Regions from separate parts of the Homo sapiens genome. Here region 2 is linked to region 1. A link is an interaction called in ENCODE POLR2A ChIA-PET data of the cell type or tissue named here. Cell type or tissue: CD4-positive, alpha-beta T cell. All regions are shown on one strand. Links, peaks and the distances in the headings refer to the core of each region. The heading gives the core; the rest is flanking DNA. Region 1 holds the start of APOL3 (apolipoprotein L3). Region 2 has its middle 27 kb from the start of MYH9-DT.

The links. Peaks named below come from ENCODE experiments on the same cell type or tissue, not always from the same donor. Only the 100,000 strongest peaks of a DNase experiment are listed, where the experiment ranks them.
Region 2: POLR2A ChIA-PET joins it to region 1 with 8 read pairs; 4 of 35 experiments call an interaction of 5 or more read pairs at or near these places.

What each region holds. Positions count from the first base shown.
Region 1 is chr22:36,160,241-36,164,624 of GRCh38, forward strand. APOL3 (apolipoprotein L3) reads right to left here and starts at 515. Exons shown (of 4, transcript NM_145639.2): 1 at 429-515. RefSeq lists enhancers at 1,434-2,007, 1,959-2,118. In CD4-positive, alpha-beta T cell, for the core only: no CTCF peak of the experiment used is centred there; DNase peaks (open chromatin) are centred at 561, 1,761 and 2,171; H3K4me3 peaks cover 873 bases; H3K27ac peaks cover 3,429 bases.
Region 2 is chr22:36,412,973-36,417,356 of GRCh38, forward strand. No RefSeq gene overlaps it. Among named protein-coding and RNA genes, the nearest start is that of MYH9-DT, 27 kb to the left of the region's middle. RefSeq lists an enhancer at 35-535. In CD4-positive, alpha-beta T cell, for the core only: no CTCF peak of the experiment used is centred there; no DNase peak of the experiment used is centred there.

The DNA.
Region 1 (4,384 bases), core at 127-4,126:
CTGGGGCCAGCCTCAGGGTGGCCAGGCCACAAGAAGGACAGGCCAGGCTCTGGATCACCTCCTGTCCTCCACCTTCTCTGGTTCCTCCAAATATTCTAAAGGAATGGACAGTCCCAACATCTGCCTTCCTTCTGGGGTCACCGGGCCATGTCTCACGCAGGCTGGAACTAGAGCTGAGCCCTAGGAAGCTTTGTGAACCCAGCTGAGCTGATTCTGCCTCTGTCTCTACTGTTTGGGGGCCCAGAGAGAGGGAGGGAGAAGTCCAGCTAAAACCTGGGTGCAAATTCAGGCTCTGCCATGGACCGAGATGTGACCTCAGTCAGTTACCTAACCTCTCTGAGCTCATCTACAAAAGGTGAATGACCCTTCTCTTATAGAGCTGCTGTGAGGATGGGGAGATGGGGAAGGTCAGACCACCCCTAACTTACCAAGGAAGCTTCTCTTGAAAGAGTGTGAGCAAGATCCAGCTGTTCTGAGCTGTGTGGATCCCACCTCCAGCCGTGCATCTGCATAATAACCAGACACGTTCTCCAGGCTCTGAGATATACCCTGGAACCCAAAAGGGAAAGTGAAAGTCACAACTTGGCAGCAGCTCCTGATCAAACATGCAAAACAGGATGCTTCCCAGCCCCACCCTTGGCCCAGTCCCATCCTTGGTCCAGCAGCACCCTTGGTCCCACCCTCCTGCTGATCCAAGAGCAGCCCCAGACGTCCTTCTTGGCCAACCCACCTGCCTCCCATACTTAGGGTTGGGGGTTTGCTGTGTCTTCAGGAAGAAAGACCTACCACTGAAAGACTATGAGACCCTCCAGATTACTCCCCACCCCCAATAACACCACACTCCCCAGATGCCCACCTCACTCCCTCCATGCCATCAGCATTACCACAGTCCATCACACATGCCGGGTGGACGCTTATTGCATATTGATTGTATTGCTGTTGGGGTTATTTTGTTGTTTTGTTTTGTTTTGTTTTTGAGATGGGGTCTGGCTCTGTCACCCAGGCTGGAGTGCGGTGGCACAATAATAGCTCACTGTAGCCTCAAATTCCAGGGTTCAAATGAACCTCCTGAGTAGCTGGGACTACAAGCATGAGCCACTCGGCCTGGCTACTTTTAAAAAATGATTTTGAAGGGGTGAAATCTTACTATTTTTACCAGGTTGGTTTCAAACTCTGGCCTCAAATGATCCTCCTGCCTCAGCATGAGCCACCGTTCCAGACCTGCTCTTGTCGAACGCCATACCTGTGTGGCTTCTGGACACTTCCTTATGTGGGTTCTTCTGCCAGGAGCACCTGCTACCTTCACCTGGAAAAGTCACGCTCCTCTATCAGAATGCAAATCTAGCATTTCCTCCCCTGAGAAGCCCCCTAGCATCCTCTTCAGCAGAGCCCACTGCCCCATGTTCCACTCCTGTGGCACTTTTGTTAGGCTGTTGTAATTGGCCACAGTCCCAGGTTGACTGAACAAAGTGGGGGGCGGATGTGGGAGTAAAAGACAAAGACAAAAGAGTATATTAGGAAGAAGGGGTCAGGGGGTTCCTTGCTTCTAGTGAACAAGGGCTCTGAGCTTTTCAAGCTCTCTGAGTTTATTAGGTAAAAGAGATGACGAGAAAAAGGTGGGGGGGTGATTGTCAGGTAATTGTCAGTCAGCCGTTTGGTTCACAGCAGGCTTGCAAGACTGCATCCTTCAAATAATAGGTGCTAGATATCCCAACAGATAACTTCAAGGAGCCCAGCACCAGGGAGTGATGGCCCTCAGGAAACCTTCTGGCGGCGGGTGCAGTGTGAGTTTACCCACATCCCGCATTCATGATAAACAGTTTGCTGTTTGATCATATAGCCTCCAGTGAAATGCTGAGTTGGTCACAATCCCTTTGGCCTTTTCAGCTCCCAACAGGCAGTTAAGTAGACATTAGCAGCTGGGAGGAGAAAAGAGAGCAGAAAGCCTGTCACTGCAACAGCTCCTGGCCCACCTAAGTTCAGCCCCAGAGCCATTCTAAGACCCCCCTAACTGATGAAGTTGGTGGTATAGTTTGTGGCCAGCACATCCTGAAGAAAGAGAAACTAGGGCACAGGTGGAAATTCCCTAAAGGGGCACATGCCCAGTAACATGAAACTGTGCCCTCAGGTCACCCCAAGTTCATTATACCATCATTATAATAAAATGTGGTTTTATTATACAAAAGCCCCAGAGTGGGCTTTTCTGTGAAAATTATGGGTAAAAACATGCATTGCCTAATTTTAGTTATATAACCATAAACTGCCAATCAGATGACATCGTCCTTTACTCAGACACAGCCCCAACCTCAACTTCTCTCCACAAACCGCACAGAAGCACCTTAAACTCTATATAGAGGGGCTGACTTCACTTCACAGAAATTAGCCCACTGTCCCTCTGAGAGTGTCTAACTGTGCTTCAATACACTTTGCTTTGAGCTTGCATTTTGGAGTTAGCCTGCAATTGTTTGCTCACTCTCAGAAGAACTGAGATTACTGGTCCAGAACTCCAGCTCTGTTAATCTCCTCAGTTAAAGGATCCATCCCAGCGCAGAATTCCTGGTAATATCTTAGTGCTGTGACCTGGATGATTTACGTTCAGCATGGCTTTTAATATGTGCTTGATTTTAGCTTGGGGAACTGAAACATATTTTGCTAAAATGCTTCCTTTCGCTTTGGGTCAAGATGTTTGTGCTATGTTTCGCTGCTTGGCTAAGAGAAGTTGCAATGAGTGTTGTATTTGCTGCATTAGAGAGGGGGTATATCCCCCAACATGCCACCAATAACTTTTAGAGAAGGGCTTAGAGAAATCTTCTCTGGATTTAGGTTTAATTAGCTGTTTAACGTGATTAAACAACTTCATTAGGTTGTAGTGGCCATTGAAGCCCAGAGCTTGTTAACAGCCCAGGGAAGCTTTGAGAGGCAAAATGGTTTCTTATGCTCTGGCCACAGAGCCAGGAATCACCCTCAACTCCCTTTAGACTGGGCATTTTGGCTGGATGCAATTTTTAAAATTACTGATTAAGAGAGCCGATTGGGATTCAGATCATGGGATAGCTTGGATAAATGCTAAGTTTAGAGGTTTACAGCCGGGAACGAAGGGTAGGCCCATAGTGGGTCATAACCTTTGGAGAACTCCCCAAATCGTCCTCGCCCACCCTTTTGGGCACTCACCCCACCCGAGGCCCCCTCCCTGCCACACTGCCATAGGCAGCAGCACAGCTTCTGAAGATCGTTTTGCAATTTTTTTTCCTTTTTCTTTTGAACAGAGCTTCATTTCTTTTCTTTCTTTCTAACCACTTTTATTCAGAATCTAGGGGACAAATGTTTTCAGCAAGGCTGTAGTACCCACTGTAGGAAGGGGTCTCCATGCTGGGCACAGCCATGGTCCACACATAGGTACAACTTGAGAGACACACAGACTGCCCCAGGGGAGGCGGAGCCTCCATCTAAAGAGCAGGGGACACTCTCTCCTGGTAATGGTCAAGGATATTGGGATGTCGAGACTACCTTGATCTCAGTGCTGTGTATTCTGGATTGCCAGCTGCATCCACACTCCTATGTAAAACCACAGAGGGCTGCCCAAACTGATGATGTCTCCACAGACAAATACACTTGTGAGACTTTAGTGGACCTCAAGCCTCTCTTTAAAAGACTGCCAAAAAATAAGTAATGCCCACTGACTTTCCCTAGTGCCTTTTTTTAAATATTAGCTTTAAGTTGGATTGTTATAGTTATTCTCATATATTTGCAGTTCAATTGCCTCCTCCTGAATGGGTGAAATAATTTTTTATGCTAAAATAGCTGTTTTAAATGCAGTAACCAATATTTTTGCTTTTTAAACTAGATTAACCCTTGCAATCATTTCTCCTAATGTTTTTTTCCAACACCCATATTTAGCTACCATCAAAGAAGTTTTAAAACCTTGTTTAAACACAACATCAACGGACTGCACAACATCACAGAAACTGTTGAATCTGTGTTTACACCTTCCCTAGCAGAGGTCTATCAGCCATTTCCATTCCTGCTTCTGAGTGGAATCAATCAGAAACATTTCCAGCCCCCACTTCTGTTAACCGACCAGAATAAGCTGTCAATCCTAGGGTCGAGCCCACAGTCAATTGCATACTCCTTAAAAGTCTATACCAACAAACCTGTTACAACCTCCGAGGACCTGTCGTCTATCTGTAATACTATCTGACTAAGCACTCCTTTGTCTTCTATCTTCATTGAGGATGAGGCCATTACTTGGATTTTTTCCTAATATTTCCAAGGCTTGCAATCACACTTGTACCCTATTTTCCACCCAATTATGTGTCAGCTTAGTCACTGACAACAAAAAATGCAAACATACCTGATATTCTAATTCTTCTTTGTGTTTTATTCA
Region 2 (4,384 bases), core at 305-4,304, 250 kb after region 1:
CCCAAATGCAAAGTTTACCCTGTTGTCTACATGCTAGAATTTACCATGGAAAACCAGAGTCATGGTTTTTCCTAAGATCAATGGGGAAAATGTCCAAACCCTAACAAGGGTCACCTCTGAATGGAGTGGCCACTCATTGCTGTCAGCATTCTCAAAGCCGCTCTGAAGTCATGGTCTATGGAGGGAAATGACCTCGGTTTGGAAGCCCTCGGGCTGGAGTTCCCTCAGCATCAGAGGTATCCAGGGACGCTGGGTGAGTCACTCCTCCCCAGTGGACTTGCCCTTCAACCTTGATGAGGACGAACACCTCATTAAGGAGCAATAGCTCTCCCCTCACCTTAATGCCTTACATGGGGTTGGCGTAGCCCCGGGCCATCCTGCCAATCCACTGTGAGACTTCTCCAGCTGTCCTAGGATGCCTCTGGCCTTGGACAGCCTTCCTGTTCTTCCTCCTCTGGGGCCCACAGTCTGATCCTGACCCCCACCATTCTTCATTGCAGACTCTCATCCAGCTGGAGAAAGGAGGGGTGGGAGAATGCCAAGGCCCAAGCCCACTTTCTCTGCTGTGCCCACCATCACGTCTTCGCTGCGTGTGGCAAGTGCCCCTGCAGTACAGGGCTGCTGTACAAATCATTCATCAAGGCAGGCGAGAGAGAGACTGACATCTGGGGTATAGGCTTTTAACTACCTCATCCTGGAAGTGACATATGTCACTTTCACTGCCATATCATTAGCCAGACCTAGCCACAGGCCCACCCATGAAAGGATCTACAGGGGCCAGGCACAGTGCCTCATGCCTGTAATGCCAGCACTCTTGGAGGCAGAGGCTGGTGGATCACCTGAGGTCAGGAGTTCAAAACCAGCCTGGCCAACATGGCAAAAAACCATCTCTACTAAATATACAAAAATCAGCCGGGGTGGTTGCAGGCGCCTGTAGTCCCAGCTACTTGGGAGGCTGAGGCAGGAGAATCGCTTGAACCCGGGAGGCAGAGGTTGCAGTGAGCCGAGATCTCGCCATTCCACTCCAGCCTGGTGACAGAGTGAGACTCTGTCTCAAAAAAAAAAAAAAAAAAAAAGCTGAGCGCAGTGGCTCACGCCTGTAATCCCAGCACTTGGGGAGGCCGAGGCAGGCGGATCACGAGGTCAGGAGATCGAGACTATCCTGGCTAACACAGTGAAACCCCATCTCTACTAAAAATACAAAAAATTAGCCGGGTATGGTGGCGGGCACCTGTAGTCCCAGCTACTACTTGGGAGGCTGAGGCAGGAGAATGGCATGAACCTGGGAGGCGGAGCTTGCAGTGAGCCAAGATCATGCCACTGCACTCCAGCCTGGGCGACAGAGCAAGACTCCTCCTCAAAAAAAGAAAAAAAAGAAAGGATACAGGGCAGGGCTGGGCATTTCGTGAGCACTGTGGTCTGCTTGTCTCAATTGAGATCTTTTTTTTTTTTTCGAGATGGAGTTTCGCTCTGTCGCCCAGGCTGGAGTGCAGTGACTTGATCTCAGCTCACTGCAACCTCCACCTCCTTAGTTAAGTGATCCTCTTGTCTCAGCCTCCTAAGTAGCTGGGATTACAGGCAAGTACCACCATGCCCGGTGAATTTTTTTTATTTTTAATAGAGACAGGGTTTTGCCATGATAGCCATGGTTGGTCTCAAACTTGTGACCTCAAGTGATCCACCTGCCTCGGCCTCCCAAAGTGCTGGGATTACAGGCCACTGCACCCGGCCAACAGTCGGGATCTTTCTGCTCAGCCTTTCAGCCAACATTGATTGACTCCAGAATTAGAGGCCATTAGAGTGGGAAGGACCTTGGGAACCATCTCAGCCAGTGAACTCCAAAATTAAAATCACATCAGGCTGGGCACTGTGGCTTATGCCTGTAATGCCAGCACTTTGGGAGGCCGAGGTGGGCAGATCACCTGAGGTCAGGAGTTCGAGACCAGCCTGGCCAACATGGTGAAACCCCGTCTCTACTAAAAATACAAAAAATTAGCCAGGCATGGTGGCAGGCGCCTGTAATCCCAGCTACTCGGGAGGCTGAGGCAGGATAATCGCTTGAGTCCAGGAAGCAGAGGTTGCAGTGAGCCGAGATCGCACCACTGCACTCCAGCTTGGGCAACGGAGTGATCATCTTAAAAAAAAAAAGAAAAGAAGAAAAACACAACAACAAACAATCAGAATCCTCTGGGGTTGTTGTCAAAAATGCAGAGTCCTTGGTCCTACCCCAGACCAGCTGAATCAAAATGTCTAGGATGGGACCAGAGAATTTACTTTTTTTTTTTTTTTTTCGTAGAGGAGAGGTCTCACTATGTTGCCGAGGCTGGTCTTGAACTCCTAGGCTTGAGGGATCCTCCTGCATGGGCCTCCCAGAGTGCTAGGATTACAGATGTGAGCCACCACACCTGGCTGAATTTACATTTTTAAAAGCTCACCAGGCGATTTTAGCAACAGCTTGGTTTGGGACCCAGTGATAGAGTCAAACTCTCTTTTACAGATGAGAAAACCAAAGCTCAGAAAGGGTCAGTGACTTCCTCAAGGCCACGAAGAGAGTAAATGATAGAGCTTGGATCACAATCCCAGCTTCCTGGCCAGGGCTCATAACACCTGTAGCTGTCACCTGTTGCCTCTGCCCACCCAGTGTCATACCCGTCTCCTGACAACAGCATGTCCCCTTTCCCTTTGGGGAGTCACCAGCCTCCCATACTCAACTCCCATGAGTCAAGCTGGGCCGATCCTTTTTCTCAAGTCTGGAGTGGGCACATGACTTCGGCCTAACCAATCAGGATCCCAGGAGTATGTTCCAGGATGGTCTTGCGATCAAGTCCAGAGATGGAAGTAGCCCCAGGCTATTTGCTGGAACAAGTTAGAGAAAGAAGCTCTCTTTCTTTCTTTTTTTCTTTTCTTTTTTTTCTTTCTTTTTTTTTTTTTTTTTTTTTTTTTGAGACAGAGTTTCACTCTTGTTGCCCAGGCTGGAGTGCAATCGTGCGATCTCTGCTCACTGCAACCTCCGCCTCCTGGGTTCAAGCGATTCTCTTGCCTCAGCTTCCTGAGTAGCCGGGTTTACAGGCATGCACCACCACGCCTGGCTAATTTTGTATTTTTAGTAGAGACAGGGTTTCTCCATGTTGGTGAGGCTGGTCTCAAGCTCCTGACCTTAGGTGATCCATCCTCCTCGGCCTCCCAAAGTGCTAGGACTATAGGTGTGAACCACCACACCCGGTCTTTTTTCTTTTCTTTTCTTTTCTTTTCTTTTGTTTTCTTTTCTTTTCTTTTTTTTTTTTTTGATACAGAGTCTCACACTGTTGCCTGGGCTGGAGTGCAGTGGTGCGATCTTGGCTCACTGCAACCTGCGCCTCCCAGGTTCAAGCGATTCTCCTGCCTCAGCCTCCCGAGTAGCTGGGACTACAGGTGCCCGCCACCACGCCTGGCTAGTTTTTGTATTTTTAGTAGAGATGTGGTTTCACTATGTTGGCCAGGCCGGTCTTGAACTCCTGACCTCATGATTTGCTCACCTCGGCCTCCCAAAGTGCTGGGATTACAGATGTGAGCCACTGTGCCTGGCCAAGATTTCTTTTTTTTCTTTTGAGATGGAGCCTTGCTCTATCACCCAGGCTGGAGTGCAATGGCACGATCTCAGCCTCACTGCAACCTCTGCCTCCTGGGTTCGAGCAATTCTTCCACCTCAGGCTCCCGAGTAGCTGGGATTACAGGCACCCACCATCATGCCCGGCTAATTTTTGTATTTTTGTAGAGATGGGGTTTCACCATGTTGGCCAGGCTGGTCTTGAACTCCTCACCTGGTCTTGAACAGGTGATCCACCCGCCTCGGCTTCCCAAAGTACTGGGATTACAGGAGTGAGCCACCTCGCCTGGCCAGATGCTCTCTTTCCCCTAAGGTTGCTAATTGGCCTGATGTGAACCTGGATGGAGCAGCTGGTGGTCTTTGCCGTCATGTTGGGAGAAACTGCCTGAAAATAAATCCTGCACAGAGGAGAGCAGGGCTGAGGGACAGAGTCCTGACAGTATCATCTGGACTCCTGCACCCAGCTCCACCTGGACTTTTATTTATTATTATTATTTATTGCCAACCAATAAATTCCCTTTCAGTTCCCCCATGTTGGGGTTCTGCCCTTGCAACATCAAACAGCTGGGGACAGAGTGCCAGGATTCAGAGCAGCACTGGTCAGACACCAAGTGTCCATTGAGGGGCTGCGGGGAAAAGTTGAGTGCAAAATGCTGATTCTGCCTTTCACAAGCCAGGGACACAGGCAGCAAGGGGTGCCTAGGACACTGTTCTAGAGCAGCATCGTAGACATCCAGGCTCTCATTTGATCTCGTCCCCAAAAAATAAGCAGAGGAAGCATAATCATCTCGGAATGAT